Regions from separate parts of the Mus musculus genome. Here all the other regions are linked to region 1. Evidence: chromatin loops called from intact Hi-C (ENCODE). Cell type or tissue: heart. All regions are shown on one strand. Links, peaks and the distances in the headings refer to the core of each region. The heading gives the core; the rest is flanking DNA.

Region 1 (6,316 bases), core at 486-5,485:
TACTAACTACTTTCTGAATTTTCTAGCTAGCAAACACTACTTACTTACCTTAGAACCTGCTCATGAATTTTATCACCTATTGTGAAGCTTGCCTTTAGGAAATATTTTGCTGAGTTTCAGGGTTTTGTTTTTATAACAGGTATGTAGCCCAGGCTAGCATCAAACTCACTATATAATACAGGGTTAGCCTGGAATTCCTCCTGGTAATTGATTATCCTCCTTCCTTCACCTCCCAGTGCTAAGATTACAGGCATGAATCACTATGCCTGGTTAATGTGGCTCTAGGGATTGAACCCTGGACCTCTTATGTTAGATAAATACTCTACCAATTGTGTTACATTCCCAGCTCAATTTTGCTGAGTTTTACGGGAAGATCTCCATAAAAAGCTAATGGAAAACAGAGTCAGGACTGATGGCACACACCTATATAACCCTGCACTCAGGAAAATGAGGCATGAGGAACATAAATTCCATGGCAGCCTGAGCTATAGAAGGAGATACTGTCTCCAATTACTACTACTACTACTAGGAATAAAATAGCAGCTGGAAGAAAAAAGCTTCTATAATTTGACTGGAGAAACATTTTCTTCATTGAATATCTAACGAGACAAGTCTTTTATAGCTTGAATTTTACAGACACTGGCTTTCTATCTCTATAAGCAAAGTCACAGAAGGCCTTTTATCTCTTACCCTTTAGTCAGTGTCTCTGTACACACACACACACACACACACACACACACACACACACCATTCTCTACCACTCTTCCATCCCCTTAATATAATGCACTTAACTCCTTTGAGTACATGCTTTATCATCTCTACCTAGTTTCCCCCTTTTCATTCCTTAGGCCTCACTCTAATCGCTACTCTTAAGAAGGCCTCTTACTGACCAGTGGTGGCGCGCACACCTTTAATCCCAGCACTTGGGAGACAAGAGACAGGTAGATCTCGGAGTCTGAGGCCAGCCTGGTCAACAGAAGAGTTCTAGAATAGTCAGTGCTACATAGCGAAACCCTGTCTCAAAAAAAAAAAAAAAAAAAAAAAACCCAAAAAACAAAAATCAAATCAAAAAGGCTTCTCCTCAGGCTCAGTTAACTGAAGAATTCTGAGCTCCTCTTTAGCATAACACACACCACCCAGTATTTTAACTATTCATTTACTTACCTGAAATCACTCACTAGATTGTAAATGTTGAGCTGTGAATCTGCCTAATACCATCCTCAAAACTAGGATATTGGGGGCTGGAGAGATGGCTCAGTGGTTAAGAGCACCAACTGCTCTTCCAAAGGTCCTGAGTTCAAATCCCAGCAACCCCATGGCGGCTCACAACCATCTGTAAAGGGATCTGATGTCCTCTTCTGGTGTGTCTGAAGACAGCTACAGTGTACTCATATAAATAAAATAATCTTTAAAAAAACCTAGGATGTTAATGAAGAGTTAAAAAAAAACAGCATGCAATACTCTAAGTCCTCTTGTTCTTTTATACCCCACCAAGACAAAATGGAAGTGTAGAACTTTTGTGTAGAAGCAGCAGCATGTGCTTATCGAGCACAAGCACTTAGAATGTGGCTGGTCACAAATGAGACGTACTAAGACTTTTAAAATTCCAGATTGTGCCGGGCGTGGTGGCGCACGCCTTTAATCCCAGCACTCTGGAGGCAGAGGCAGGTGGATTTCTGAGTTCAAGGCCAGCCTGGTCTACAGAGTGAGTTCCAGGGCAGCCAGGGCTACACAGAGAAACTCTGTCTTGAAAAACCTAAATAAATAAATAAACTCCAGATTGTGAAATTTAATACTAAAAGTGAAAAATGCTTAATTCTTATGACATACTAAAATATTTTGGAAGAGGATTTTTGTTGTATTTATTTCATGTGCATGTTGTTTTGATTGCCTGTGTGTGCACTGTGTGTACCTGGTGCCCAGATAAGGACAGAAAGATGATATCAGAACCCCTGGAACTGGAGTCATAGATAACTATGAGATACCATGTAGGTGCTGGGAACGGAACCGAGGTCCAATGCAAGAACAAATGCTCTTAACTGCTGAGCCATCCTTTCAGCCCTGTGTTACTTATTTGTTAATTACATGTATGTGCATGCACATGTGTACAGATGAGGAACATTTTGGATCCTCTGGCGCTGGAGTTACAGGTGGTTGTGAGCTGAGAACCCAACTCAGGTTAGGAAGAGCAGGACGCACTTTTAACAGCTGAACATTTCTCCAGCCCCTTCTTTTATCATAAGGACAACTTGGGGATATGGAGCTTGAAACTTAGAGCAATTCCCCTGTCTCCGTCTCCCTGGTGCTAGAATCACAAACATGGCCCATATGCTAGACCTTGGATATGAATTTAATAACACTATAATATTTGCTTCTTTCATTCATTTATTCATTTGTGGTAGTATGAGTAGTGTAGAGCCTCACATGTGTGTAGTAAGCAAGCACTTCCATTGAGCTATATCTCCAAGTCTTTATATTATTTTTATTATGAGACAAGGTTGTGGTGAATCTGAACTTGAGGTCCTTTTGCATCAGGAATATGAGAGTACATGCCTGCACCACAGGGCCTGGCTGCCTTTTATTTATCAGAGGTACTGCTTTTAGTTTTGGTGGCACCAGGGTTGGAGCCCAGGGACACGAGCAGACTAGGAAAGTGCTCTACCACTGGGCTACACTCCTCACCCAACAATTTTAAAATTATATTTACTTGTGTAGGGAGAATCAGAGGACACCTTAAGCGTGTACCAGTTCTCTCCTTCCATGTTGTCCCAGCTATGAAATTCGGACTGTTATGCTTGTTGGCCTTTGTCCACGGAGCTGTCCCCCACCCCTCATCCAGCAATTTTAAGTTACAAGATATGACTCGAATAGTTCTTTTCGTCGGATCTTTCCATAACCATTTTAGAAAGTAGGAAAATGACTCTCTGGAAGGCAAAATGCGTTCTCCAGCATAATAGCATTTGAGTGTCATTGCCTCTAAGGCACTCTAAAGACACAATTCTGATCTCAAAGTCACGATTCATTCATCAAACGCGGGCTCTCTACGTCGAGGCTCTGCCACGCCACACTGCGACAGACAGCAACACCTCACATTCACTCACCATTGGCGATGAAGTAATCCTCCACTGCACCCCCTAGCCACTCGGCCTTCTCCTGGCTGTGCACGCCCCCGAAGCCATTCTCCACAGCGATCTGTGAACACAGGCCCAAGCCAACCATGACAGCATGGAAACCAGAACGGCGTGGCCTGCCGGGGCCTGGGAGTCTGCCGCTTACACCGCCCAGCCATGGCTCTGGCGCCTCGCCTGGTCAACTTCTATTTTGTCACAGCCTTAATCGTGACCCCCCGCCAGGACCTCACTTACCTGTAAAGCAGGCCAAGCCTCCAGCGCAGCTCGGACTGCAGCTCCGAAGAGCACACGCACATCTTCAGCGGCGCCCGCCATCATCCGTTTAGATCACGTGGCTCCCAGGCAGCCCAATCGCTAGGGCGACCTCACCAGGCAAAAGGAGCCAAAAGCCGATTCTCAGAACGTGGTTTAGTTTTCTGCCAATCTGGCTGGCAGCAAGACCAGAACAGTGGGAAACGCCATCAGTGGTAGATGCTACCACTTACCACAGTAAATCCTAATAATTAAAGGAGAACCTGGAGCAGAGTACTTAGGAAGCATAGCTGAAATAAAGAGGAAAGGAGAAAAGAATAGCGAGGGCGAGAAAACCTACATTTGCGAGGCTCAGCAGATAAAGGCAATTGCCTCCAAGCCTGAAGAACTGAGTTCAGTCCCTGAGCCCTACAGGATGGAACTAGAGAACCGATTTCTGCAATTTCCTCTCACCTCCACATGTGTTACACGGCATTCACAGGCGCAGGCACTCCCACACACAATAAATAAATGTAATTTTAATTTTTTAAAAATAATTATTTTATATATGTGAGTACACTGTCACTGTCTTCAGAGACACCTCAGAAGAGGGCATCGGATCCAATTGCAGATGGTTTTGAGCCACCATGTGGTTTCTGGGACTTGAACTCAGCTCAGGACCTCTAGGAAGAGCAGTCAGTGCTCTTAACCGCTGATCCATCTCTCCAGCTCCAACAATTCATTCTTGAGTCAAATATGAGTGACCATGTCCAGGATTCAGGTTGTCCAGAAAGATATTTTCTTTTGTGGAAGTGGTCAAATGACATTTTAGTAGTTACAGAACAAAGAAAGTCCTAAGTCAAAGCATTTACTAAATCTATTGATAGAGACTACAGGTAGTGGGATGAGGAAATTTCTGCTTAGGTTTCAGATACTGTCTGATGACATTCTTAGCTTTTGGATTCATAGATGCTCGCTGTTAAGTATGTATTTGAAAAGTTGTGATAACCACGAGATTTCTCGTTCAGATTCAAGGGAAGACAAGGAATTGTTTTCAATGGGATTAAAAGTAGCTCAAGGTCATTTGTCTCTCCTCTGTAACATTTTTACTCACCCCAACCACAAAGCTCCGTCATTTGGTCCTATAGAACGGTCCATACAGATGTACCTGTTCTTTTCTCTAGGAACTTCAGTTTCCACTGTGTAGCCATGTCTGGTATTGGACTCTTACCACACTCTCCTAAATTCTAGGACTAATCACACACCACCACACTTAGCACAGAATATAGATTTTTCTGAAGTTCACAAGAACATTCTCCAAGACACACCATGTAGTATTCCACACAACAGCGTTTAGTATGTTTTAAGGACTAAGGGCTGATAATGTTTCTATCTACCTTGCCAGCATACTGGGGTCCTGGAGTTTCATCCCAAGACCACAAAAGAAAAAAAAAAAAAAAAGAAAGACTGCAAAGCAAAATTAGAAATTAGTAAGAGAAAGAAACATGTGAAATCCATAAATTTGTGTAACCTTATGGACTCTATTTTATGGAAATAGGTCAAAGGACAAAAACAAAGGGAAATTGGAAAACACTATGAAATGAACCTTGAGTGTTGTAGCTGAAGTACTTAGGGGACACATTTTTAGCTTGCAACAAAAATGTTTGAGCTGTAAATATTTAGAAAGAGCCCATGGGGGAGATACAGCCCACCACTGCCCTCAGCAGTCTGAGGAGTTCTGTCCTCCTTCAGGTAAAGCCAGGCCTTTGATTACACTGCAGGAAAGAGGTTCAGGATAAGCCAGCATTGTGATATGATCATCCAGTGTTATCTGATTGTTAGGATCATTATGATATATGATAAGCAAAGTTAATGAGATTTAACTACAAGCGTTTAGAGAACACATTAAGCTCTGTAAGCATTTAGAAAAAGGAACAGTTAGCAAAGGAAGCATTTGTTCTGCTAAAGGAACACACAGCAATAAAATGACACCTAATGACAGTCTCCTATACCGGTAGATCAGTGCCTCTTTCAGCCACCATCAGAGAAGCTTCCTCTTGCAGAAGCCGGGAACCAACATAGAGACCCACAATGTATTGAGAGTGAGAAGCTCTGGTCTTAAATGGAATGTATTCATGAAAGCCCTCTTCAGAATCCCACAGAGGAGAAGGTGGAAAAGATTGTAAGGGCCAGAAAAGATGGACGACATGAAGGAAATAAGGCCTTCTAAATGCAAGAGGACTGATGCACACAGGAACTCACAGAGACTGTGGCAGCATGCACAGGGCCTGCAGCAGCGTAAACCAGATGTGGCTCCCGTGCTTAGAAGGGAGGTAGATGCAAGCCCCCATCCTTAATCCGGAAGGTACCTCCAGTTAACTGATTGAAAAGGGGAAAAACTAGTTTTCTCACTGGGGATACAAACCACTCTTACAGGCAGGCTCTACACGCAGCAGTAGATAGCCAACAAAAACTGGACTCAATGGTATTTTTGTAGACTTCATCTGGTGTTGCTTTGTTTGAGCTTTTTTTTTTTTTTTTTGTCTACTGGCCTTTTGCTTGTATACTACAGTTTCTGATTTTGTGGTTTGTGGGTTTTGTTTTGTGTGTCTGTGTGTCTATGTATTTCCCAAGCTTTTTCTTTGTTTTTTTTTTTTTTTTTTTTTTTTTTCGAGACAGAGTTTCTCTGTGTAGCCCTGGCTGTCCTGAAACTCACTCTGTAGACCAGGCTGGCCTGAACTCAGAAATCCTCCTGCCTCTGCCTACTGAGTGCTGGAATTAAAGGCGTGTGTCACCACTGCCCAGCTGTTTTTATTTTCTAATTCTGTTTTGTTTGCCTGTTTGTCTTCTAGATGGAGAGAAAGAAAGGACATAGAGGGCTAGGGGATGTAGCTCAGAGATAGAGTGTGTGCCTCGTATGTGTGAGGTCCCAGGTTCAATCCCCTGCATCTCCA
Region 2 (6,316 bases), core at 689-5,688, 590 kb before region 1:
CACTGATGTTAAGAGATATTAAGGAAAAGTGATTATTACTTCCTGTTATTTTTGTTGTTAGAGGTGGAATTATGTTTATATAGCTATCTTCTTTTGGGTTTGTTGAAAGATGACTTTCTTGCTTTTTCTAGGTTATAGTTTCCCTCCTTGTGTTGGAGTTTTCCATCTATGATCCATTGTAGGGCTGGATTTATGGAAAGTCAACATGTAAATTTGGTTTTGTCATGGAATATCTTGTTTTATCCATCTATGGTAATTGAGAGTTTGGCCAGGTATAGTAGCCTGGGCTGGCATTTGTGTTCTCTTAGTGTCTGTATAACATCTGCCCAGGATCTTCTGGCTTTCATAGTCTCTGGTGAGAAGTCTGGTGTAATTCTGATAGGTCTGCCTTTATATGTTACTTGGCCTTTTTTCCCTTACTGCTTTTAATATTTTTTATTTAGTGCATTTTGTGTTTTGATTCTTGTGTGATGAGAGGAATTTCTTTTCTGGTCCAGTCTATTTTTGAGTTCTGCAGGCTTCTTGTATGTTCATGGGCATCTCTTTCTTTACGTTAGGGAAATTTTCTCCTATAATTTTGCTGAAGATATTTACTGGCCCTTTGAGTTGGGAATCTTCACTATCTTCTATACCTATTACCCTTAGGATTGGTCTTTTCATTGTGTCCTGGATTTGCTGGATGTAGAAACTCCTTGGGTTAGGAGTTTTTGCTTCTTGCATTTTCTTTGACTGTTGTGTCAATGTTTTCTACGGTACCTTTGGCACCTGAGATTCTCTCTTCCATCTCTTGTATTCTGTTGGTGATGCTTGCATCTACGACTCTTGATCTCTTTCCTAGGTTTTCTAACTCTATGTTTGTCTCCCTTTGTGATTTCTTTATTGTTTCTATTTCTATTTTTTGATCTTGGATGGTTTTGTTCATTTCCTTCACCTATTTGATTGCGTTTTCTTGTAATTTTTTTTTCTTTTTTTTTGGGCTTTTTTTTTTTGAGACAGAGTTTCTCTGTATAGCCATGGCTGTCCTGGAACTCACTCCGAAGACCGGGTTGGCCTCAAACTAAGAAATCCGCCTGCTTCTGCCTCCCAAGAGCTGGGATTAAAGGTGTGTGCCACCACCGCCCAGCAAGACTTTCTATTGACTTAAACCCACATTTGAGCAGTCTCCTCTGGTGGATAAGCTACAACATCCTTAAAGATTGGTTTTGCCTCTAGATGGCAGCTTCCATTTTGGATTTCCATACACAGAATTTTTAACTGGTGCTTATTCCATGGCCATATACCATATTACTTAATAAGTATCTCTGGGGACGGGGCCCAGACATCACTGTTCCCTCATGCCCCACAGTAGATGAACCCTCTGCATTTATAGTGCCATTATTTTTGACATTACCTGATATTATATTTTGCTATCTCTCAAGTATATGTCAGTTATTATATGTTATAAAGAACTTCTCATTCTAATGTTTTTTTTTGTTCTTTAAATGGTTTCCTAAAACAATCCCACCATTACTGAAATGTAGGAAAGCATCTTTACATTGTTTCTTTGTTCACTGCCAGTATTTTTATCCCAGAGCCCTCCCTTTCTTACTTGATATAAATGTATGAAGAAAAGGGGCCTCACAGAGGAAATGGATGTGCGATTCCGTTGTCTTAGTAACCGCTCCACTTCTAATCTCTCCTGAGTGACTCAGCCCAGGCAGGAACACTGTGCTTAGCAACCAGGAACAGGTAATAGCCTACTTTCCTCTTTGCTGTTCAGTGCTAAGAGGCTGAAACAAAGACATAAAGATCGTTGCCAGGGAGACCAAAGCAGAATCTATCAAAACCATTAAGGAGAAAATGTCAAGTATAATACAAAATGGAAGGCAGATCCATTTTGATACACCCACAATCTTGGATTGAGACGCTTACGTGTTCATTCAAAGGGCTTTTGTCGTGTGCACACAAGTGATTCTTCCTGTACAGATAACCACAAAGACATAATGAATTATTAGAGAAAGGGACACAGGAAAAGGAGAGAAGCCAGGCAGTAATGGGAGAAATAAGTTTTAAAAACCATGTATCTCGCTGGGTGGTGGCTCAAGCTTTTACTCTTAGCACTCAGGAAGCAGAGGGAGGTGGATCTCTGGGAGTTCGTGGTCTACAGAGTGAGTACCCACATAGGCAAGGGTACATGAAGAAACCCTGTCTCAAAAACAAACAAACAAACAAAAAAAAACCCAAGATAAATAAATAAACAAAAGCAAGTATTTCAAGACTCATTTCAACAACCATGCTCTATTTTAGCCCATATTTATATAGAATTGTTAAGCAAGCTTTACATGAAAGAAAATATATCTTCCTTTTGCTTATTAATAATTCCCATTAGGACATACCTGAACCTCAAGAACCTATGCTGTTTCTCTCAGCTCTGCCTTTATTGCACCTCCTGAACAGGCATGCGGGTCAGCTCAGCTGAGCGACAGCTGCTTACAAATAAGAAGGAAAAGAAAAGCTTCTGTGTCCTCATACATTGGCTGTGGGGTTTCTTGCTTATTCGTAAATCACTGATGGCTTACACTGATCCCCATACCAAATGCTGAAGGGAACAAGGGAAGAAAACCTTCCGCCTCTAGCCTTTGTATTAATAAAACCTTGCTTCCTGTCCTGGGGGGTCTCTTTGGGTCCCCCATCCTTATTATCCTGGTTAGTTAGTTAGTTTGTTTGTTTGTTTGTTTGTTTGTTTTTGATAGACTTGATACAAGCTAGAGTCATTTTAGAGGAAACCTCTATTGAGACAATACCTCCAACAGACTGGCATATTGGCAAGCCTGTAGGGCATTTTCTTGAATTAATGATTGATTCAAGACAGCCCAGCCCACTATGTCTGGTGCCAATCCTGGGTCCTGATTTGTGTTCAAAACAAACAAACAAACAACAAACAAACAAACAAACAGGTTGAGTCAAGCAATGGTGGTGCACACCTTCAGTCCTAGCACCCAGGAGGCAGAGGCAGATAATTTCTGGGAGTTTGAAGCCAGCTTTGTCTACAGAGCTAATTTTAGGACAGTTAAGGCATGTGAGGAGGCTAGGTTTAATCCCCAACCCATTATGCATTCTTATCACTGTAAGCTCAACTTCCTGGAATATGCTTACAGAGACACACAGACAGACACATAGACAGACAGACAGACAGACACACACACACACACACACACACACACACACCCCTACTCAAGTCTACGGCCAAGTCTTAATCTTAGAAGACACTGTAGACAGATATGAATACACCTTGTTTGCATAAAACTTTAAAGTGGTTTCACATTAACTTTCAAATTCCCTGGAAATCTCATTATTAGGACACATGTGACATCAGCATGGATCTTCTGAAGTTATTTCAGAGTATAAAAAGGGTGTGTTTGTCAAAAGTGAACACTGATTCTCAGACAAACATATCAGAAAGTAGTTGCCACAGATCATTTCCGCATCAGAAGAATCAGAAGGCCCTGTCTGACCACCTCTTTTCGTCTTTTGTAATAAAAAACATTAGCAGATATATTCAACTGTGTTGAAAAATATAGATACACGTCTAAAGTTCTGTATATAACATTCAAATGGAGGATGGGAGGACTTTAATGGCCTTCAGCAGTCCAGAAGATGCAGTTACTATTTATTACACTAGGGGCAGCAACGTATAAGGAATGGCAAAGTAAGCATTTCAATTACATTTGCACTGCAGTCTGCTAGATGACCAAATATTAATACCTCTTAATTAGACATCTGAATAATCAATAGTTTGGCTATATTTTTCTCATTTTAAGAGGATTTCTTGGGAAATGTCTGGTTCATATCTTTGTTGGGTTTTTTTTTTTTAAGCTAAAAGAAATTCTGTTCCCACCCTAAGCTCAACCCCCACCCCCACCCCAGATAACTTCATGAAGACAGTCTTGTCAGGATTTCATCAGACTCAGACATGGGGTACAATTAGACACTAAGAGTATGGGGCTGGCAGAAAGAATAGAAGGGACCAGAGGCAGAATTCAAGGTCTTTCTGAAGAGCAACTCCCAATTAACCCTGTAGGAAAATGTTTTGTGTGTGTGTGTGCACACGCGCGCACGCGCAAGTGTTTGTGCATGCTTCCCTACAAAATAATTATAAGGATTAATAGACGTCTATATGCTTAGTATTTGCCCATCCTCCACAAGAGCTTACATTTTGAATAGCAATTTTGTTTTTATCTCAAAGGTAACCAATCAAGCACACTCAGCTTCAGTTTCCTTGGTAACCGACCTCTGCTTCCTGTCTAGACTTCTGGTCATGAGAAGAGAGAAATGGAAAAATACTGGACTAAAGCAAGCAGGCTGCAAAATGGTTTTTCTTCTTACTGCAGTCTACTTCTCTGCCATTGTAGTCCACCCCACCCCACCCCCAAACATTAGCGAAGTCTGTTGGTGAGGGGGAGTGAGATGACGTCTACTTTTATGTATCTTTGCCTTTATATCTGCATCAATTTGGTCCTGACTAGTCACATCCTCAGCAGCACAGACATCTTTCTTTGTACTCCATCCCACCTCTCTTTCTTTCTGGGATATATTATTCTTGATTAGTCATAGCATGATCCACCACCTTCTTTTGCTCTCTTGCCCCTTCCCTTCCTGTCTTACTAAAGTAAGGGTGGGGAAAAGGCATGAGATACAGAGGAGACAGAGGCAGGTACTATTCATGGAAGCCCTGCCTTTGGAAAGCCCACGCTTTGTATGTACTAGCTCCTGCTAGTGTATTCGCATTAAATTCTAAAGGGTCCACAGAGACACACACAGAGAGATATACATAGACATATACAAACTCACACAGTCACAGACACACAGGCATGCATGCATGCATGCATACATACAGAGACACACACAGAGAGACAAACACAGTACACACACACACACACCCTAAGTCTGAAGAATTCCTGACAAGACTGTCTTATCATGGAGTCAGGTAGAGTGAAAAGAGCTAAGGGGAGGAGCAGAATTTCTTTTACCTTTAAAAAAACAGCAACAAAAATATGAACCCCAGCACCAAAACATTTCCCAAGAAATCCTCTTAAAATGAGAAAAATATAGCCAAATTATTGACTGTCCAAATTTCTAATAGGTATTACTATTTGGTCAACTATCAGAGTACAATGCAAATGTAAATGAAATGCTTAAATATTTTTTAAAAATCAAAAAAACTTTTTAAATTTTTAATTTTTTTAAAAAAATGGTTTTATTGAAATAAAAATACATTACTTCCCTCTCGTTTATTCCCTTCAGCACCTCCATCCCCACTCTCAGTTCGATTATATTTGTTACACACACACACACACACACACACACACACACACACACACCCTTCTGAGTCAGTTGTTGTTTATGTGTATATGGTTTCAAGGCTGACCATGCAGCACTAGGGCAACTAGTAAGAGGGCACATCCCTGAGAGGCTAATTCTCCTTCTCCCAACATATCTGCCTATAGTTCTCTGCCTAGGGGTGAGACCCTGCAAAATTTCCTCCTTCCGTGTTAACATATGCCACCAATAATGCCATTGCTCCTGTTACACAGCCATTTCTAGGACTGGTTGCTGACAGCAGGCTTCCTACTATTGTGGCTCTTAGAATCTTTACAGCCCCTCTTCTGCAATGTTCCCTGAGCTATATAAAAGCAGCAGCTGTGCTGAGGGTATATCTGTTGGGGCTGGGTTCCCCATGATTTGTTGATCGCTACATTATAGCCAGTTGTGGTTTTCTTTGACGGCTCCCATTGGTTGGAAAGGGAGGCTTCTTTGATGAGGGGTAGCTACAGTTATCTGTGGGTAGAAGGATCAGATTTAGAATGTAAAAGGAATTATGCTTATCTAGCAAACTGGTGGTAGTAGATTCTTTTCTAAAGTCCGGGCCCTCATTATCCTGGAGAAGCTGCCTCGGTTTCCTATACCAGATATGATTTCTCTACTGTTGAGTGGGCCTTAAGACCAATTAGACAGCTATTGGTTGCCATCAATGATATGAGAGCCACTTATTTATTGCATCTTTCTACTATCCTTCCATGCTGGTAACTGTCGTGGTTCATAGGAGTTGCAGATTGGTAGGGGTGTTTAATAGTTGCCCTCTCTTGGCAGCCTGAATAGTATTTTCTGAAACAGTGAAAGCTAGACCACAGGAAAGAATCTTTAAGCTCACATCCAGCTCACGTTATCCAAACCATGTGTTCTGAGTGTGTAGTATTGTATCTTCAGCAACAGGAGCCCACCTTCCTAACTGGTGAGAGGCAACCAAAGGATATATCTATAATCTGTATTGTTTTGG
Region 3 (6,316 bases), core at 729-5,728, 280 kb before region 1:
CAGGGCTTCTGTAGTTTCTTTTATAGCTAAGGGTTTTCTGCACATGTGAATGTGTGTGTTTGTGTGTGTGTGTGTGTGTGTGTGTGTGTGTGTGTGTGTCTGTGTGTGTCTGTGTGTGAAAGAAAGTAATGGACTATTGTATATAAAGCACATAGTTATGTGCTATTTATACACATAACAAACATAGGGTGGTTATCCATAGCATCTTTGTAATCAGGGGGAATTTAGGGAGACAGAGGGGTGAGCATCTGCAACACATGAGATGGTGTATCCAGCAGCAGGCAGAAGCCAGGACTAAGCTGCACAGCTTTAGCACTAGCTGTGTTTCCACAGCTGACTTGCTGTGTGGTCAGTGGCTGCCCCTCCCTAGGCCACCATGTGCTCAACTCTACAGTGATGAGGATGCAGTAGGTCTCTGCTTTCCTCCAGGAGGGTGCTCATATGCCTTTCTTCTGTTTAAAGCTTCCCCAGTGCACCCATCCCCCAGGGCTGTCCCTTCACCTTCTCCAAGGAATAGCCTGCTCGTTCAATGATTTCAGGGTATACATCAGTATATTCTTTGATGATGTCCTTCAGCATATCTGCAAATGAGAGTGTTGCAAGCATCTGTGCTGTAGAGATACCAGGTAACCCTGATGCCCAATCAACAGACCCTTTGTTGTCCAAGCCATGGGTGGCAGAACCAAGTTGTGGGGGGGCTTTTCAATAGAGATCCCACTGTTAGGAGAACTTTGTGAAAAGGGACAGGCGCGTGAGAATGAAGGCTGTCCCCAGCACACTGGTGAGAAGACAAGAGAAGGCAGAGCTCAGGAGAGAGCACGTGTTTGTAGGACTCTACCTGAGCGTCTGATGGGAATCTTTGTCTGGTCTTTAGCCAACAGGTACTTCACCAAGTCATTTGCCTAGGAGAAAGAAAAATGATGAAAAGACCAAAACAAAAAAAAACAAAACACAGAAAACTCCAAAGCACAACAGAGAAGACATCAGGCAACACAATTGAAAAGGTGAGACGTAGAGGGTGGAGTCCATACCCTTCCTTGTAAAAGGGCCACATCTCTGGGTGGGGGTGCCTCAGGTTCCTGGGATGACTGTAGCTTCGCAGCTCTTCTTCGGGCCTTGCCTCTGCGAGCTCTAGGTGACCTCAGGGAGAGCAAAGCTCTCCGAGCCCAGGCAGCCAACCGAGTCCTTGATGCCCTGCGGGCCCAAAAGGCTATGGGTCCCCTTGAAGCTCTGCGAGCCATGGAGGCCATTAGGGCCTTTGAGACCCTTCGACCACCTGTGGCTTCTGAAGCCTGACTCTGGTCACTGTTGCCATCCTCTTCTCCATCCGGGTGTTTCCCCTGCATCGAAAGAGGGGAAGGTCAATATCAGCAAGTGGTGCAGGTGGCTCTTTCTCTTAACTCAGTCTCTTCTGGAAAGCACACCCAACGCTGTCTCTTCTAGGATACATCCCCACAACCCTGCCCTTGTAGTAAGACTCTGCCTCACTGGACACTAGCCATCCTGAGTCATGGGCTTATCACTGACTACCAGTTGGGAATTTCCTCCCTGAGTGGATCAGGAACAAGTCAGAAATAAGGCCTGAGGCTTTCGTCTTCCCACATCCACCCCTGACCTGACTCTGCTTCTAGCACCATTGACGAGCCAGTCCTCTTTCTTTCTGGGCATCAGTTTCCTGCCATACAGAATGGTACCATAAGGAGTTACTTTCAGATATGAGACTACACATGTGAATAAGCCTACCTCAAGGTCTATAGTGTACAGCTACTCTGTACATATAAAAAGCTGCATTCCAGTCAGCATGAAGCTATGTATATGCCTGCCTCATCTCCCCACCAGCCTGTGAGCTCTGTGGATACAAGAACTGTGACACACTCCTGTTAGTGTGCGCTGGGTCTTTCAGGAACACAGGAATTGTTTTAATTTTGGCAGACAAATGAACAAGAAGATTGTGGAGAAGCAAGGATGGGTATGTCTTACCTTTTGGGTATTCTTGGCTTTGACCTTGGGCCGAGTATCCTGGTTCTCCTGAACCTGGACAGCTGTACCCTCAGGCTCTGGTTCATCTGTCCCAGCCTGAGAGGCAGGAGCCTCAGTCTCCGGAGCCTTTGTATTGACCTTTGGATCGGTACCACAGCTGACCTTTTTGGTCGGGGTTGTAGGCATTGTCATAGCCTGCAGGTCAGACTTCTGCGTCTTGGTGTCAGCTGCTGGACTCTTGTTTTCAGTTGCCAGAACTTGGGTCTCACTCAGCTGTGTGGTAGGTGAGGCCTGGGTGGCAGCTGCCTCAGACGCCTCTGGGGCCTTTGAGACCTCTGTCGCCTTTGGGTTCCCAGAGGCTTTTGGAGCCTTTGCAGCCTCTGAAACCTCTGGTGCCTTTTCTGCCTTTGGTGTTTCTGAGACCTCCAAGTTCTGGGTCACGGTCAACAGGTCCTGCATCACGGAGCCGCTGTCCTTTTCTGAAGCTTTGCCCTGCAAGGGAAAGCAAGGAAGTTCACTGACCTTCTTCCCACCCCTCAACAAGGCAAATGGTCCCAAAATTAGGTGGCTACACTTCTCTGACCTGTAAAGACTCTTACCTGTGGTGTGCTCTGACCACCCCAGCCTAAACAGGCTTCCCAGTTAAAAAGTAATGACAGAACCAAGGGCCCGCCCACCCTCTCTCCCTTCCTCTTGGCCTCCCCTCCACTGGGGAGAGGGGATGCACCCAGGCAAAGAAGTGGGTGGAGAATGACAAGGATGGGAGGAGAAGCTCCAAGGATTTAGGGCAGCAAAAGGGGCTTGAAAGGCAAGCAGCAAGAAAGGGGGGGGGGGGGTATCGGTCTTACCTGAGAGCGAGCTGGATCTGCACCACTCTCGCTTGTGTCAGACATGTCTCAAGTTCACCTAGCAAAGCTGAGTTCAAAGAGAAGGCCTGGGTCAAGTGGAGAGCCCGCTGAACGTCGTATCCCTTGTTCTGCCTAGAAGCTGATCCTCACCTTCTTTAGGGCCCCAAAGCCCAGCCCCTCCCGGAGCCCCAACCAGTAGGTGCTCAGATACAGAAATTCTGTCTCTAGGTCTCAGTTCTCTGCAGCCGCACCCTCCCCTCCTCCAGGAAGATGTGCCAGCGCGGCAGCTCTGAGGACCCCGCCCCCTTTTCCCAGCGCACCCCCCCCCAGCCGCAGGCTTAGAGTGCGCATGCGCGTCTTCTGCAGCGCCCTTTCAACCCCGCCTGCTTTCCCAGTACAAACCCGTTCTTTGAAGTCCACCGTGCACATGCGCATTCAGCAGCTGGCCCAGTCTCTGCGAGCCCTTCTCAACACGCCCCTTTCTAGCTATACATAAAGCGCATGCGCAATGTCCACGGTCTCAGTCCAGCACCCAACTCCTATACACGCCCCTCTCCAGGTCCGCAATGCTGTTCAGCCCCGCCCCCTCCCCAACAAACCTTCCATCCAAATTGTCGCAGTGTCTGGTGGTCCTAGCCCCTCCCCTACTCACAACCACCCTATCAATTTCACAGAGCCTCCAGGTCCCGCCCTTTATCCTAACACGCCCCCCTCCAAACGGTAAAACCCAAATTGGTTTGGCTCCTTCCCTGTAACACCCCCTCCTCAACTCAGGATTGAACTAGTGATTCCATCTTAGGCCCAGCCAAACGGGGTCCAGTCCCCTCCCTTCCTAGCTGGATGGATTCGGTAAGATTTGGCTCTTAAGGCAGGTTTTCTCCAGATCCCAGAGGGTGGGGCCGACCCCTAGCAGGCTCTCATCCAAAGCTGGGGCCCATGACTTACCTCGTCCTCCTACAATTCCCGAGTGTGTCCACTCTCTCCAAGCCCCTCCGAAACTCAGATACTGCCCTCCCCACTAAAGGCCGGAAGTGGTCCCGCCCCTTTCCGCCTCCCTAGGGGGCCTCCGTCCCAGCCCGTCTGCCCCTCCCCCCTCAACACTCCTTATTCCCCCCCTCCCTATTCCCTTGCCTAACTCCGGACTCCCTATTTCCCATCGCATTTCCTATTTACTCTACAGAAATCTCTTCCCATTCCTTACATCCTTCTCTGTGTTACCTATGCAACCCCCCTCCCCAGTGTCCCTTAACCCTTCTCTGCATCCCCTATTCTTGTCCCTGGATCTCGCCTTCCCCTTCTTATTTCCCCATATTCTTCCTTCTCCTCCAAGCATGCACAGTTCCCCTTTTTCTCCCCTCCACCTCTGCCAGTCTCTGCTGTCCAGTTCATATACAGCTTACTACTTTCTTGGTCGTTCTCATTCTCACACCGCATCAAATGCAGCACTTCTGCTCCAGCTATAGTGGTCAAATAAGAATTGCCCACCTGCCCAGCTATAGGTTTCAGGTAGTTAGAACCACTGTCTGCTCACCAGGAAAGCCCAATGTTGTTCCCTCACCTTGTCCTCCAGTGAGTCTGGGATGCGTGTGCCTGCTCCTCTCAGTCCCTCTCGAAGTCTCAGCCTCCTGGACTAGAGCTGCAGACAGCCCAGCCCAGCCCAGCCCCTTTCCGCAGCCCCCTACCCCCCGCCCCCTTCCTCGGGGGTGGGGCAATGGGGCCCTGCTCAATGCTGTCTGACGCCAAAGCCCATGTTTATGCCTCTGTACCAGGTTCGGTCTGAAGCCCTTCCAACCCAAACTGCCCCCACGAAAACGATTCATTCATTGAAATTATTTATTTTATATCGTTATTTTTCTTACTACAAAAGTAGTGTGTTGTCATGTGAAAACCAGAGAAATGCAGAAATATGTAACAGAAAATTAAAAGCTATCTTTAATCTCCTTCCTCAGAAATACTCATGACATTGAGTACTTTGATAGACATTCCTCCATTAATTTTTTAATTTGTAGTCTGATTATGTGCACTTTCTCCCTACACCGGCTATACTAGTTACCTACTGTTCTGTAACTGCTTTTTTTCAAGTTATATATTCAAACCTCTTTCCCTTAGCATATGTTTTTTTAGAAATGTATAATGTTTTCTTGTATAACTGTCCTATAATTTATTTACTTAGTTCAGCTTCGTGTACTTTCTGGGTTGTTTCCCCCTTTTCGAACTATTACAAACAATGCTACAAGGACCATCCTGGTGTCTATATTGGACTGTTTTGTTGTTTTATTATGTTTTGCTGATTCAATTCATTTGAAAAAACTACCATTTTCAGCGTAAGTTAACTGTACAAAGTAATGACTTTTATTATGGCATTGACAGATTCACCCTCAATAACGTTTTTCACTAGTTTGAAATGGCACTTCTGTTGCCTGATAAATTCACATAAACAACTGGGTGTCTTCATGAGAACAAGATAAAATGTAAAGACAAAGAGAAGTAGACAAAATATCATTAGCAATAGAGCAGGTGAATGCAGACCCAGAAAAAGCTTATTATAAACTATAATTCACGGTAGTTATAGAAATAAAATTCAAGATCTTTCTTATACACAAATAGTCAGAAGTCTGCTTCTTGAGGTCACCTTTGCCCATACTGGACAAATGAAAGATAGCCAATCCTTATGGCTTTATGGACAATTTGATTCACATACATTTTCACACATCATCAAGGCGGGTTTATATATTCGTTTCATTTCCTATAAACTGTTACTTCCCCCAAGTTTGTAATGTCACCCTTCTACTTTCTTATCTCCTAGGCTCTCTCTGCTGAGCACAAATGAATAGTCTCTCATTTTCTTCCAATTCTGGTGCCCCAAATTCCTATCCTATCCAACTTATGGAAAACTTCCAATACCAAGAAAATAAAGTTCTCAAACCTGAGGGTCCTGAGGGTCTATGAAAGCACCCTACAGCTGGTCACCACATAGATGTTGTAGGTGTGTGTTTTAGAAGATCTTAGGTGTTGTATGGGGATTAAGTGTCTTCTTGGAACTAGAGAGCATAGCTATGACCTTGGTAGTCATCCAAACAAGCAGTGCTTGTGGTTTGGCCTAGAGTGTTAGCAGGGGAGATAGTGAGGAGATTGGTGGGGGCGGGGTGGACTGCTAGGACTTGATGAGTAATTGGATTGTGGAGGGGTGGATTGGAAGGAGGAACATAGTCAAATATTGGCATCTTTCTTTAACAGATAGTGCAGATAGTGACCCTTTCAGTGAGTCATGGAATAATGGAGTTAAAAAGGAAAAGAACATTGATTTTATGGCACTGGTGGTACATCCAGGTAGAAATGTCAAATTGGCAGTTGGATAAGCCTGTCTGAGAATCAAGAAAAAGGTCCGAGTAGAGGGTATCAATCTAGAAATTGGCACTTGTATACTTTAGGGTAGTAGTGCAGTAAATAACAAGAACTTAATTCCTGACAACTTTGCTGAATTTCCT
Region 4 (6,316 bases), core at 514-5,513, 79 kb before region 1:
TCAGCTACATAGCAAGTTCAAGGCCAACCTCCCATAAATAAATAAACAAGACAGCAAAGTTGTTGTGAAAAATACTATGACTATTAAATGTATAGGCTTTGAAGAGACTAGTAGAAGAAACTCACTGTGTCTAATCTTCATCATGATGATCAGAGAAGCTGGAAACAGAGATGTTCAAATCTGTCTGCTTCTTCCTGTTGGAACAGAAGCAGGAATTTGAAGACAGACCTAGGAACCACAACTCTCCTTTAAGCCCTGGAAAGGCAAAATAAAATGTCACAGAACATGATCGGGAAGCTCTAAACAATTGGGAAATTGGGAGAATACTATTCTGGATCTAGGGCCTAATATGGCTTAGCAGACACAAGGAAAGCAGTATTATATCACTCGAAGAAAGAAATAGATCAGAACCTTTCTTCCTGGATGGAGTCCATGCCTCCAATACAATTATTGATACAATAATTGATACAAGTGGGTACTTGTAGTATCATATCCCAGGTAAAAGACTGGTGCTAAACACCTCCACACTGGGAAGAACAGATAATATGTTTCATCAGTGAAGAGGAGTGATAGTGTGCTTTTTGAAGGGAGCTTCTGCATGTCATCTACCCTTCAAGAGGGGGAAGGAAACAAATCCCGGGAGTCAATCCTGGAGAAATAGGTCCTCAGAATCCTTACTTTCGGCTGCACAGATTGAAGTCAATGCTAATGTCAGGAGGCGGTGCAGGGGCATCTCACCTGCCTATGTGGATAGGGTCTGCACCCTGGCAAGAGGAAGGACATGTCATTTGTTCCTCTGTTCTTGGGTCACTGACTAAAGAATCCGGCACAGTGGCTATGTCTCTATGTGCGTCTCTGCTACACGGGAGGACACTAGTCCACGCAATTTGTAATTGTTGGGGAAGATAGAGCCTGGGTCTCATTACTCATCTGTCAAGGAGGGGCAAAGCTGCTATGCTTATTTCCATGATGAGGTAGTATGAAGGAAAGTGGGCAGCTTTGAATGAGTAGGGTCCACACACTTTTGCCTGATGGAAGCTATTCTGAATCCTTCCATAGGTGGTGGACTAGAAGACTAGAATGATGTGTATAGATTTCATGTGGATTGAAGTCAACAGCACATTAGTATTGAAGGGAATAGGGCCTCTGGTTTTCTTTTTTTTCTTTTTTTTTTCTTTTTTTTTTTTTTGTTTTTTTTCGAGACAGGGTTTCTCTGTGTAGCTCTGGCTATCCTGGAACTCACTCTGTAGACCAGGCTGGCCTTGAACTCAGAAATCTGCCTGACTCTGCCTCCCAAGTGCTGGGATTAAAGGCGTGGGCCACCACGCCCGGCTTCTGGTTCTCTATGAGAGTAAAAAACAAGGCATAAGGCCATGCAATTATAAACTCAATGAATTTGCTCCTCCCTTGGGAAGTGTGCATCTCTCATTTTACCTTAGGTGAGAAGAAATATCTGGCAGTTGTGATGCATACTTTTAATCCCAGCACTCAGGAGGCAAAGGCTGGCAGATCTCTGAGTTCAAGGCCAGCCTAGTCTACAGAGAGATTTCCAGGACACACACACCCCACAAAAAAAAAAAAAAAAACTGTCTCAAAAAAAAAAATCAACAACACCGGGGCCTAGCAAACACATAAGTGGATGCTCACAGTCAGCTACTGGATGGATCACAGGGCCCCCAATGGAGGAGCTAGAGAAAGTATCCAAGGAGCTAAAGAGATCTGCAACCCTGTAGCTTCAACAACATTATAAACTAACCAGTACCCCGGAGCTCTTGACTCTAGCTACATATGTATCAAAAGATGGCCTGGTCGGCCATCACTGGAAAGAGAGGCACATTGGACAAACAAACTTTATATTCCCCAGTACAGGGGAACGCCAGGGCCAAAAAAATGGGAGTGGGGGGGGGAGAGAAGTGGGGGGGGTATGGGGGACTTTTGGGATAGCATTGGAAATGTAATTGAGGAAAATACGTAATAAATTTTAAAAAAAATCAACAACAAAAATTAAGAGGCTGGAGAGATGGCTCAGTGGTTAAGAGCAGTTAAGAGCACTGCCTGTTCTTCCAGAGGTCCTGAGTTCAATTCCCAGCAACTATATAGTAGCTCACAGCCATCTATCGTGGAATCCGATGTCCTCTTCTGTCATACAGGTGCACATGTAAATAAATAGAGCATTCATATACATAAATAAATACAATTTTAAAAGTAGAGAAAATCTGAGCTCCTATTCTATGGATGAGGAGAGATTTCGAATGCACTGCATTGTAGGATGATCAGTGATATCACTGGCTTTCTGGGCTAAATGGGAGGGGGGAGTTGTCTGCATCTCTACTGCTCAGATGCCCCCTCTCTTGGTCAATCTGGTGATTATAAATCATTTGGAGGGTGGGGTTCTGTCTCTACCTCAAAAGGGAAGAAAATAAACCTGAGTTTCTCTACCCTGAGGGTCTACTTGAGAGGCATAGCATTATCTCAGTGGACTAAAGTCTGTTCCCAGGTACTGTAAGCCAGTTTGGGTGGGCCTTTACTACCGTCAGAAAAACAGCAATTCTTTATGGGGTAGCTATGGGGGTCTAATTTTCCATAATGAAGGGGGAGGGGTAAATCTGTGTGGTTGCCCATAAGTCTCTGTCTCCAATGATTTTGAGGGCTGATGGTGTCTGGTGACTGGTTACAAGGGTAAACATGAGAAGGGTGGGTCTCTACGTTAGGAGCTCTCTTCCTCTAGATATTACACAATTCTGAGCTCCCCTATCGCAGTATGGAGATGGACAAGCCCCGTTAAAGACCTATGCCTTAATAAGCCAGAAGTCGGCCTGCTCAACCTTGTATTGGAAATTATTTTCTTATAGGGCAGGGATGATATCATCCACCATTTGATGGGTCGACACACCTGTCTCCATTACGCAATGAAAGTATAAACGTAATAGACCTTCTCACACATGGATGGGGGCGTCTGTCTACATGGGAGAAATGGCAGTAATGCGAAATGACGCCCAAATATCCTGAAAGGCGGAGGGCAACCGACATTTTGTCTCATACGCATGGTCAGTGCCTCTCTACATAGCCAGGATGCATCTTTAGAGCCTCTCTAGGAGGCCGCCAGAATGCAGTTCAGCGCATCGCCACATGTGGAGCTATCCGTATCCCTCTTCCAGGCCCTTCTACTTTACAAGAGAGCCAGCTTTTCACCTCTCTAGTCCAGGATGGCGAGCATCTCTGGTTTCACCTTTAAAAAAACAATCTTTACTATACTGCTGGCCTGGTGAGCACTCACCACGAAAAAAAAGAGAGTAGTCTCTTACCTACACTTCCGGCAGGGACCTCGGAGAGCTGTTAGAAGCACAACGTCGCCAGTCCAGGAGTGCGCAGCTAGGCTCCGCCCAGACTTCCGGATCCCAGCCCAGCTCTTTGCTCCGCCTAATTTGCGTAAGACGCAAGGGCGGAGTTTCGATATAATTGCTGCGCCGCACAGTCCCGCCCCCGCTCCCACGCTGGCCCCGCCTCCTGGCTGCCGGCGGGTAAAGAAATAGCGAAGAGGGGGGCGGGAGCCTGGCGATGGGAGGGGGGGCAGTTGTGTGTATCTGTGTCTTGTTTGTGTGTGTGTGTGTGTGTGTGTGTGTGTGTGTATACTCATGTGGCCACAAAAGCTATTTGTAAGACGAACTCTTTTGTGCGGCTTCCTGGCTAGGGTTAAGGATGTATCTTCTCTAGTCTGTTACCAAAGTAATCACTGGCAGCATTAGATGAGGGTAGGGGGCAATAGTTTGTCCTCCTGGAAGATGGCGACAGACCGGGTGCGAGAAAATGGCCGCCGGAATCACGTGTCTATTTGGCTGCGTATATCCCACCTGAAATGAGTTCGCTGTTTTCAGCAGCTTTCCAGTCTCACGGGACTCTAAAGCATAGCAAGGCTCAGCCGGGAGCAGCAACCGAAACTCTTTGGAATTGTCACTCACCGGTTTACCCTCTTCTCCCTCATGTATGATTCCTGTGTCTGCAGAAAATAAACCTATCTCTAAAGCGAGGGTAGGTAAGGGTGTCTTTAATAACCATTTCAGGAAACTTCTGACTTGACTGGGAAGTGAGATAACCCTCCAAAAAGCGTAACTATTAATTTAATTCCTTCCTGGTCATTTACTTCCAGTCCTTTCCCTCTCCTCAAGTCTAAACCTTAAGGGTGGGGGTTGGGCTAGGTAAGGCAACCACCCAGAACGTGTGTTCTTCATCTGCAACTCATTCCTGCTGAAAACAAGCCCTTTTGCTCTCCCTCCCCTTATAGTACAGGATTGGCTGCTACCTTTCTCTCTAGACCCCAGATTCTTCTGGACCCCCAAAGTAGCCATAGTATTTACAGGCTCTATTTACCTATTGTAGCTCTATGAAATTTCTAATACCAGCGTTTTTATGACTCCCAGTTGAGTAAGAATCACAGCATCCTTTATCACAATACTACACTGTAGTAGGTTTTTTTCTTAAATTTTTTGTAGATTTGTTCTAGTTTGTGAGTTTGCTGTTATGTGTGTGTGTATGTATGTGCACCATATACCTTCCTGATGCATGTGGAGAGCAGAAGGATGCTTTGGATCCTCTGAATCTGGAGTTGCTGATGGTTGTGAGCCATCTGCATGTGAAAGCTTGCTGCTGAGCTCAGGTCGCCGGCAAAAGCAACAGGCTCTCCTAACTGCTGAGCCATCTCTCCAGTCCCTGTACACTATAGTTCTTAATGTGGCTTCATCACCACAGGAGAGAGGACTCCTCAGAGAAATGACAGTTCATCTTTGAACTCTCATAGAAACCCAGTACAAAACTGGCTGGAAGCAAATTTGTCAACTGAAATTAAGAGCTGCACCACAAGTCAATGGGGATTGAACAGTTTAATAGGTAGCATTGGGAAAATTGGATCAGGATAAAGAGAAATATAAATGCCAGGTATGGTAGTACATCCCCTGAGTACAGAGTCTGAGATTGGAGGATCAGAAATTCAAGATCATCCTGGTTTGCACAGGCAGAGTGATTTAAAAAGGAAATTCATGATTTTGAAACAGAATGTCTTCTAGCCCGGGATGTTCTCAGAATCTCTGTATCGCAGGATGACCTTGAACTTCCTGATCCTTCTCTGTGCAGCTCTGGAATAATAAGATTAGAAGCCTGTGCCGCCACACCCAATTTAAATGTATGCCCTGCAGTGGATCCAACACAATACCTTTTGCATGTTAGACAAGCACTGTACCATCTGAGCTACATCCCCAGTTCAATCTTAAATGATTGTCTCCAGGAGGAACAGCAAAGTATGGAGTACAGATGAAAGAGAGTTTATGATACAACACAACCTGTAAAGTAATACAAGCTCATCGGTTGCATGAAAAACACAGAAACAGAATGAAGATAAAATTTGCAAATAATCTCATTTTTTCCATTAGTGCTTTTCAAAATGTGATACTTGGACTACCAGAGGATCTTAGAAATGCAAATTTATGCATCAAACCCAATTTTCTCAACTAAAACTCTGGCTGTGAACAACACCAAGGTTATTTGATAAAGCATCCAGGAATCATTTTATACGCACCTAAAATTGTGCGTGTATGTGTGTGTGTTTGTGTGTGTGTGTATACATGTATATTATATATAATATATTTATATATAATGTATATATGTGTGTTTATACAATATATAATATATAATAATATTTATTTTATCTTAAAGGAAGTTAAACCACTTGAGCTGATAATACTTCCACAAAAACCATAGCTTAACAAAACCCCAGTACCATGCATGAGAAAACTCCTTTCAAATGATTGGTCAGGGTAGTCAAAGTGACTCTGAAAACAGTATAGATTATTGATGTAGCTCTTGGTTGCCTCTCAGAGCTTGAGGGTAAGCCCTTGATGCTGAAGACACTGTACACTTAAGACAAACTCTTATGATTTGAGCTGGGTCTAGCCTGAAAGCCTGTTTCCTATGGTCTAGTTTCCAAGCTTCCAAAAATACTATACAAGCTACCCAGGGAGGGAGGCAATTAAACAGTTCTGTTCAGCTGCAACACCTATGAGCCACTATAATTAGCAGTATTTTATTTATTTTATGTGTATTGGTGTTTTGCCTTTGTGCGTGTATGTGTATCATGTGCATGCATGCTGCCTAGAGAGGCCAGAAGGTGTCAGATCCCCTGTATCTAGAGTTACAGTTGTGAGCTACCTTGCAAGTGCTAGGAATTGAACCTCAATCCTAAAAAGCTATCAGTACTCATAACTGGTGAGCTAAATTTGCAGCCCCTATGTAGTACTTTTTAGTACTAAGTTTGAATTTTGAACTT
Region 5 (6,316 bases), core at 487-5,486, 49 kb before region 1:
CATGGATGCCAGTTCTCCACAGGGTCTTCCTACTTACTGAGGCCTTTCCCTGGAATACATCCTTTCTTTCTTTCTTTTTTTTTAAACAAATGTACTTATTTTATATACGAGTACACTGTCACTGTCTTCAGACACACTAGAAGAGTGCATCGGATCCTATTACAGATGGTTGTGAGCCACCATGTGATTGCTGGGAATTGAACTCAGGACCTCTGGAAGAGCAGTCAGTGCTCTTAACCGCCGAGCCATCTCTTCTCCAACCCTCCCTGGAATACCTTCTTTCTTTCTTTCTTTCTTTCTTTCTTTCTTTCTTTCTTTCTTTCTTTCTTTCTTTCAGATTTATTTATTATTATATCTAAGTACACTGTTGCTGTCTTCAGATGTACCAGAAGAGGGCGTCAGATCTTATTACAGATGGTTGTGAGCCACCATGTGGTTGCTGGGATTTGAACTCAGGACCTTCGGAAGAGCAGTCAGTGCTCATAACTACTGAGCTGTAGCTCCAGCCCCCCCCCCGAATACTTTCATCTGCATTCTTCATTTGCTGATTCCCATTCTTTCAAGCTTTGCTTGACCCCTAAAGCTAGACACTACCAACCCCTAAATTCTTTCATTCCTGTCACTCTCTCTGTTCTGTTCATTCATAGCCTTAATGCAGTTTATAAATGTGCATGTTTATGTGTTGTAATCTGGTGTGCATTTATGTCACGTCATCTCCGGTACTGGTCCGGTCATTTTGAGAGTGGTGTGTGCTCAACACTTTCCTGTTTGTGATCCTTCTTACAGCATAACTGGTGCCTCACCTGAAGCCTAGACTCCATGCTCCGGAGACATTCACAGCGTCAGCTGAAACTTAGGCAAGTGAAGAGGAATGAGGGAGAAGTGAAGAGAGTTCCATATGCGACGGCAGCAAACGTGCAAAACCTCAGCCTTCATCCCAGCACACCGGAGCCTGAAGCAAGAGGACTCACTGCAGTCCAAGGTCAGCCTAGACTCCAAATGAGGCCCTGCCGCTAAAAAAAAACCCAAAGAAGCAAAAGAGAACAACAACCCAAAACCTCCAGAGGTCATATGGATGGAATTGTCAAAGAATTTTAAAAATTAAGGTTAAAAAAGCCTTCAGAGGCTGGATAGACCAAGGAACAGTCTTACAATTTTTCAACTTTGACTCAAGCATTAGGTTTAGAAAGGCTGATTGAGATCTCACCAGATCATAAAGAGCCCTGCCAAACCTCTAATGTTAAGGAAGGTAAATTTTCTTTTGAACCTTTGGGGACTTGGAAGATTCTAAACTTGTGAATGATATTTGATTTTGAAAGACATAGACTTGCCAGATGTGGTAGTATATGCCCTTAGTCTCATCACTCAGGAGGCAACCACAGAGGGATTATAAATTCAAGGCCTGCCTAGGCTACACAGTGAGAGCTTGTCTCAAAAAATAGTAATAATACAGACTGCCTACAATATAGAGAATAGATTCCAGGACTCAGTGAACACTTGCCTGTCTTGCCTGAGGCTTTGGGTTTGATACATGATAATGAAAAATAGTTAAGAATAGATTCCAGAGAACAAGACTGAAACAGGAGAGCTGTGAAGGTATTGCAGATTAGAAGCTGTACTAGCCTACACCAGCGAGTGGCAATGGAAATGAGACTGTATAAGTAGATGATGGAGATGGTCCTGTAGATGATAGGAAGACTTGGCAATTGCATGGGGGGGGGAGGTGTAGAAGAGAGAGAGAGAGAAAAGAGCCAGGGTATAGCTTAGATCTCTACTTTGACCAAGATCCTTCACTTAGGTAAGGTACAGCTCATTGAGAGAGGATTTCTTGAGTTGGGAAAGAACAGAGATTCTAGGTTTCTCTAGGATTTTCAAACAATGTTGTTTTCTAACCAGCTGAATGTCTGGGCCAGGAAAAATGTTTTGATTTGAAGTATTTTAGAGTAACTATCAAAGAAGTAATAATTGAAGCCATAGAAGCAAATGAGATATTGAGGGAAAGACCAGAGAGAGTGCGTGGGAAGACAGAGCTCAGGCCAAAGCTCCCAAGAACACTACTAAGACGAGGAGGAAACTGAAAAGGAAAAAGGAGAAAAATAAGCATGATATGTCATAGGGAAGCAATTTCAGGAGAAGGGAGAGGTCACTGGTGCTACCTGAATGCTAGCAAGTCCAAGTAGGATGACCTCTAAAGAGATTCTTTTCGGTTTAGTAACGTAAGCTATGGAAGACCTTGATAAGAAAAATAGCTTGGAAGAAGTAGTAGAGGTGAGTTGTAGCAGGGTTAAAGATAAGTGGGAGGTAGGAAATGGGACACTTGACTATGAGCAAGTCTTGAGTCATCTGTAAAAAGAGAAGAGAGATAACTTTTGGTGCTTGTTTTTTTAGATGGGAGAAGATACCTGACTGTTTAAAGCCCAGAGCGAAGGGACTCGGAACGAACTCAGAGGTCTGTTGCTAAGAATTCCAGACCTTTCTTCTGGCGTCTTCTGTTCACTCCATGTAAGTAGGACATGGGCTTATCAGCTAAGTACCGTGGGACGGAGTTGGGGGCACAAATCAAGATCTTGGGGAGACTAGATTTGATATGGCCACCATGGATGAGAGTTATCTAGGCAATGGGGGTGAAACAGAAAAGAAAGTTGACTACTAGTAGGGTGTCGGGTCAGTTCTGAGGGACTTGTAGAAGCTGGGAAATGAGGGTTTATCATGACACAAATGTGGAAAATTGTAGTGTTACCCAGTAGTGTTCAGCTGCCTGGGCACAAGCATGGAAAAAAAGGCAAACAGTTGGACTGGTTCAGTTTTGGGTTGCTGCCAGCCGGGTAACGGACAAAACAAGGGACCGCGACAAAAAGAGTGGAAAAGTAAAGGGCCATGAGATCTGGTCTGAGAAAATAAGTACTAAAGGATCGCTACGTGCCAAGCCTAGCTTAACTCTGGGACATGTGGAAAGGCTTCTGGGAAAGAGTGTGATGGGAGAGCGGAAGAAGGCATGAGATGCGACGGAAGGGTCGATTTCGGAAATTGGGCCCAGAGACTCGCCTCTGTGGGACCAAGGAAGGATGGGAAGGAAAGCTGAAGGGCCAGCAGAAGGAGGGCCTTAAGCTCCTAGCAGTTAGAGGTGAAACTGGCCCTAGCGAGGGGGCGTGGCCAAGCTCAAATCCCGACGAGGGGGCGGGGCTCCAATAACTGGGTCTCAGCGCCGCGGTGGCTGCGGCTGTCTCAGCAACGGCTCGCGCCTCCCCATCCCCCAGTTCCCAGGGCTCTTCCCGCCTGCCGCGGTGCAGACCCAGGACGAAGGCGGAGAAGCCCGGTCCAGCCCGGTCCTCCGCCCGCACGGCTGGAGCATCGTTCCGGAGGACTGCCCGAAGGCAAGCCTCGCAGCCGGAGAGCGCGGCGCACACGCGCGCCTCCCGGCCGCGGCCGTCCTCTCTTCCCTCCTTCCTCTCCTCTCCCCCTCCCCTCTCCTCCGCCCCCAGCCTCCGCTGCGGCGGGAGGAAGAACCCTTCCCGACTAGCCCAGAGAACCCAGGTCGATTCTCATTCCGGGAGAAAGAGACCCCCCTCGGTGGGATCCGGCTGGCCGCTCGCCCCCGGCTACGGAAGTGACTGGTCATCTATTAGGAGAGCTCGTGCCTAGCGCAGCCCCCGACCCTCGCCTAGCCGCAGCCGCATAGACAGCGCTCCCCAGCGGGCCCCCGGCCCCGCCGAGCCCACTCCCCGCTTGGGGCCAGGGCTGGCGATGCCTGGCGCGGCAACGGCGGTGGCCGCGGCTGCTGCTGCTGCTGCCGCCACGGCTGCTGGCCGGAGCCCGGGTCGGGGGCTCGAGTCTCCGCAGTGGGGCTGAGCCCGCAGCCCCGCCCCCCGAGCCTGAGGCCGCTGCTCCGCCGGGCGCCGGGCCTTCTCCGCCCGCGCCTCCGCCCCAGGAACTGGAGCCAAGCGGGGAGCCCGGGCCCCGCGCCCAGGCCCGGACCATGCATGGCCACCGAGTCCCGGGGGGCCCTGGGCCTTCGGATCCCGAACGCTCAGCGGCAAATACCCCCGGTGCCGCTCCGCTGGCCTGTGCCGACTCGGACCCTGGAGCCTTGGAACCCGGGCTGCCGGTGAGCAGGGGCTCAGGCACGGCTCTTGGAGGCCCTTTGGATCCTCAGTTTGTTGGACCCTCGGATGCCAGCCTGGGAGCGCCTCCAAGCTCCCGGGTCTTACCCTGCGGCCCTAGTCCTCAGCACCACCGGGCCCTGCGCTTCTCCTACCACCTGGAGGGCTCGCAGCCTCGGCCTGGTGAGTGATCCAGACAGCATGGGAACCTGGGCCACGGGCCTGGTACCGGGAACGGGTTCTTGTTCTAGGACTTGGAGCCGACATGCTCACCCTAGCCCCTTGGGTCCCCTCAACCCCTACCCCCACCTCCTGCAGTATTCGGTCCAGTCCTTTCAGCCTTTGCCCCTTGCTCTTATCTGTCCCTTGCGCCCTCAAGCCTTAAGACTCCTTTCTCTTCTAACTGTTGAGGCTAACAGGAGAGGAAGCACTCCAAGAAAAGGGGGCAGGATTTCAGGGCAGCAATGGGGATGTGGTTGGAATAGGAGAAAAGAAGTCTCCCATTAGCTAAGTGACTACATTTGTGCATGGCACTGAACTGGGTACTTTTACAAGGGTTTTTGTTTCAGCTTCAGGAGCCATCTGTGAAGTGGATATCATCAATTACATTTTTAGGGGTGCAGACTGAGGCTTTGAGAAGTAACTTGTCCAAGGTCACACTGTCATTATGGTGCCTGGATTTAAAAACAGATCAGAGTCCAAAATCTGTGGTCTTCCCGCTTCCCCAAACTGAAGCTGGAGAGTAATGCAAGCTTTCTCCTTATGTGATTTCCCCTTATACGACTCAGTAGCCCGAAAGTATGAGCAAAAGAGAGAGGGAGATGGTGGACTGATCCTAGATTGTGCTTCTGCTAGGTGTGTGTGGCCACAGGACAAGGGGAGGAAGAGGTAGGGGGTATTGATGAGAGAGAAAGGTGGAGCTGAGCCTGGAGGAAGGGGCTGAAGGCGCTGCTGGTACGAAGGAATAGGACAGAGAGGTCAGAAGGGAGAGCTGCTGGGCCAGGAGATTGTTTGGAAAAATCATCAGGATGGTTGCTTGGGTTTGCAGTGTGGTGGAACAACTCTAGGTCAGGCTGGGGCCACAGACCCCGATGGGCCTTTTCATAGTCCTGAGTATCTGAGCAGCCTAGCAGAGCCTCTAGGATATTCTCACGTGGGCCTGAGTCTGGGAGCCTTGAAGGAAGAACAGTGTATGGATCTGCCCTATCTTCACTGGGACTGAAGGAGGTGGTGAGCTTTTAGCAGCTTCCAGGGCTCATAGCTCACCTTCCACAGATCACTAGGACTGTGGCTCAGGACCAGGTAGTAGGAACAGTTGGTGAAGCATAAAACATGGGCAGAATACGCCTCTCTCTGCTGTCTCTTCTTTGGATAGTTATGGAACCTCTGGGAGATTTCAGGCGCTGCCCCCCCTCACCCCCTTGTGAACTGGAGATAGGCAGCTGACACTCTTTAATGCTCTGCCCTGCTTGTTGCTTCTGCTGGCTTCCCAAACTCCCCTGGACACATGCTACTCATACATACATACATACATACATACATACATACATACTTGATCTTAGCTCCTCCCTTCAAATCCCTAAACAGCCAGAGCTCTCCCACTGCAGTCTGCATTTGCTTTGCCTTCTGCCTGTTAGCTCTTCCCTCAGCCCTCCACCTGGCTTGCTCCTCATCTTTCTGGTCTCAGCTCAAATGTCCCCTCTGAGAGACCTTCCCTGACCACTTTAAGTAGGGCCTCTTGTGAATCTCCATCACAGCTGCCAGTGTGTGTCTATCCTTACATTTAATACAGTCTGAAAGTGCCCTCTTGTATGTGTCTACTTGTTTATTGCGGCTCATTTGCCACCAGAAAGTGAGCTCCTCGAGGGCGAGGGGGCTGAGTCTGTTTTGTTTTACCTTGTATACCTAAGGGACTGATGTAGTGCCTAACACGTGGCAGGTACTCAGTGTCTCGATGGATGGTAAGGGAACGCATAGTAGGCCCTCTGTAACTATTGCCTAAGAGGACTCCGAGCTCCCACCCAGCAAATACTCTTGGTCTGGGAGACAAAGCTAGGAAGGTCTTGACCCTTGGTCTCTGCCCTCTCTAGTCAACATAGGGTTGATAATGAGCAAGCTTTTCTACTCCACCAGTTCTTCCAAATTCCAAAGCAGAGTTCCCTTCCCAGACCATCCCCCTCTTCTCCTCAACCAATAGTGTTGTTTTCAGGATCCTG

The links. A loop is a pair of places that touch in the nucleus more often than their neighbours do. Peaks named below come from ENCODE experiments on the same cell type or tissue, not always from the same donor. Only the 100,000 strongest peaks of a DNase experiment are listed, where the experiment ranks them.
Region 2: it touches region 1 in a loop (2.9-fold over the local background); 2 of 42 quality-filtered maps call a loop at or near these places.
Region 3: a loop joins it to region 1, with 4 times the contacts of the local background. A loop is called at or near these places in 3 of 42 quality-filtered maps.
Region 4: it touches region 1 in a loop (6-fold over the local background); 8 of 42 quality-filtered maps call a loop at or near these places.
Region 5: it touches region 1 in a loop (2.4-fold over the local background); 8 of 42 quality-filtered maps call a loop at or near these places.

What each region holds. Positions count from the first base shown.
Region 1 is chrX:151,093,064-151,099,379 of GRCm38, forward strand. It overlaps Tsr2 (TSR2 20S rRNA accumulation), which reads right to left and starts at 3,480. Exons shown (of 5, transcript NM_001164578.1): 1 at 3,366-3,480; 2 at 3,102-3,192. The coding sequence starts at 3,449. In heart, for the core only: a CTCF peak has its summit at 3,507; a DNase peak (open chromatin) is centred at 3,478; H3K4me3 peaks cover 1,452 bases; H3K27ac peaks cover 1,014 bases.
Region 2 is chrX:150,507,179-150,513,494 of GRCm38, forward strand. It overlaps a transcript of Apex2 not described here. Among named protein-coding and RNA genes, the nearest start is that of Alas2, 37 kb to the right of the region's middle. In heart, for the core only: a CTCF peak has its summit at 3,656; no DNase peak of the experiment used is centred there; H3K27ac peaks cover 398 bases.
Region 3 is chrX:150,809,843-150,816,158 of GRCm38, forward strand. It overlaps Maged2 (melanoma antigen, family D, 2), which reads right to left and starts at 4,503. Exons shown (of 13, transcript NM_030700.3): 1 at 4,387-4,503; 2 at 2,829-2,895; 3 at 1,981-2,472; 4 at 1,032-1,340; 5 at 839-902; 6 at 502-581. The coding sequence starts at 2,873. In heart, for the core only: no CTCF peak of the experiment used is centred there; DNase peaks (open chromatin) are centred at 3,249 and 3,829; H3K4me3 peaks cover 2,777 bases; H3K27ac peaks cover 1,882 bases.
Region 4 is chrX:151,013,896-151,020,211 of GRCm38, forward strand. Gnl3l (guanine nucleotide binding protein-like 3 (nucleolar)-like) reads right to left here and starts at 3,427. Exons shown (of 16, transcript NM_198110.2): 1 at 3,306-3,427; 2 at 126-194. The coding sequence starts at 144. In heart, for the core only: a CTCF peak has its summit at 3,130; DNase peaks (open chromatin) are centred at 3,416 and 3,796; H3K4me3 peaks cover 2,578 bases; H3K27ac peaks cover 2,011 bases.
Region 5 is chrX:151,043,699-151,050,014 of GRCm38, forward strand. Fgd1 (FYVE, RhoGEF and PH domain containing 1) reads left to right here and starts at 3,472. Exons shown (of 18, transcript NM_008001.4): 1 at 3,472-4,283. The coding sequence starts at 3,977. Gm46690 (a long non-coding RNA gene) reads right to left here and starts at 2,394. Exons shown (of 2, transcript XR_001782846.2): 1 at 804-2,394. In heart, for the core only: no CTCF peak of the experiment used is centred there; DNase peaks (open chromatin) are centred at 3,183, 4,023 and 4,163; H3K4me3 peaks cover 2,758 bases; H3K27ac peaks cover 2,271 bases.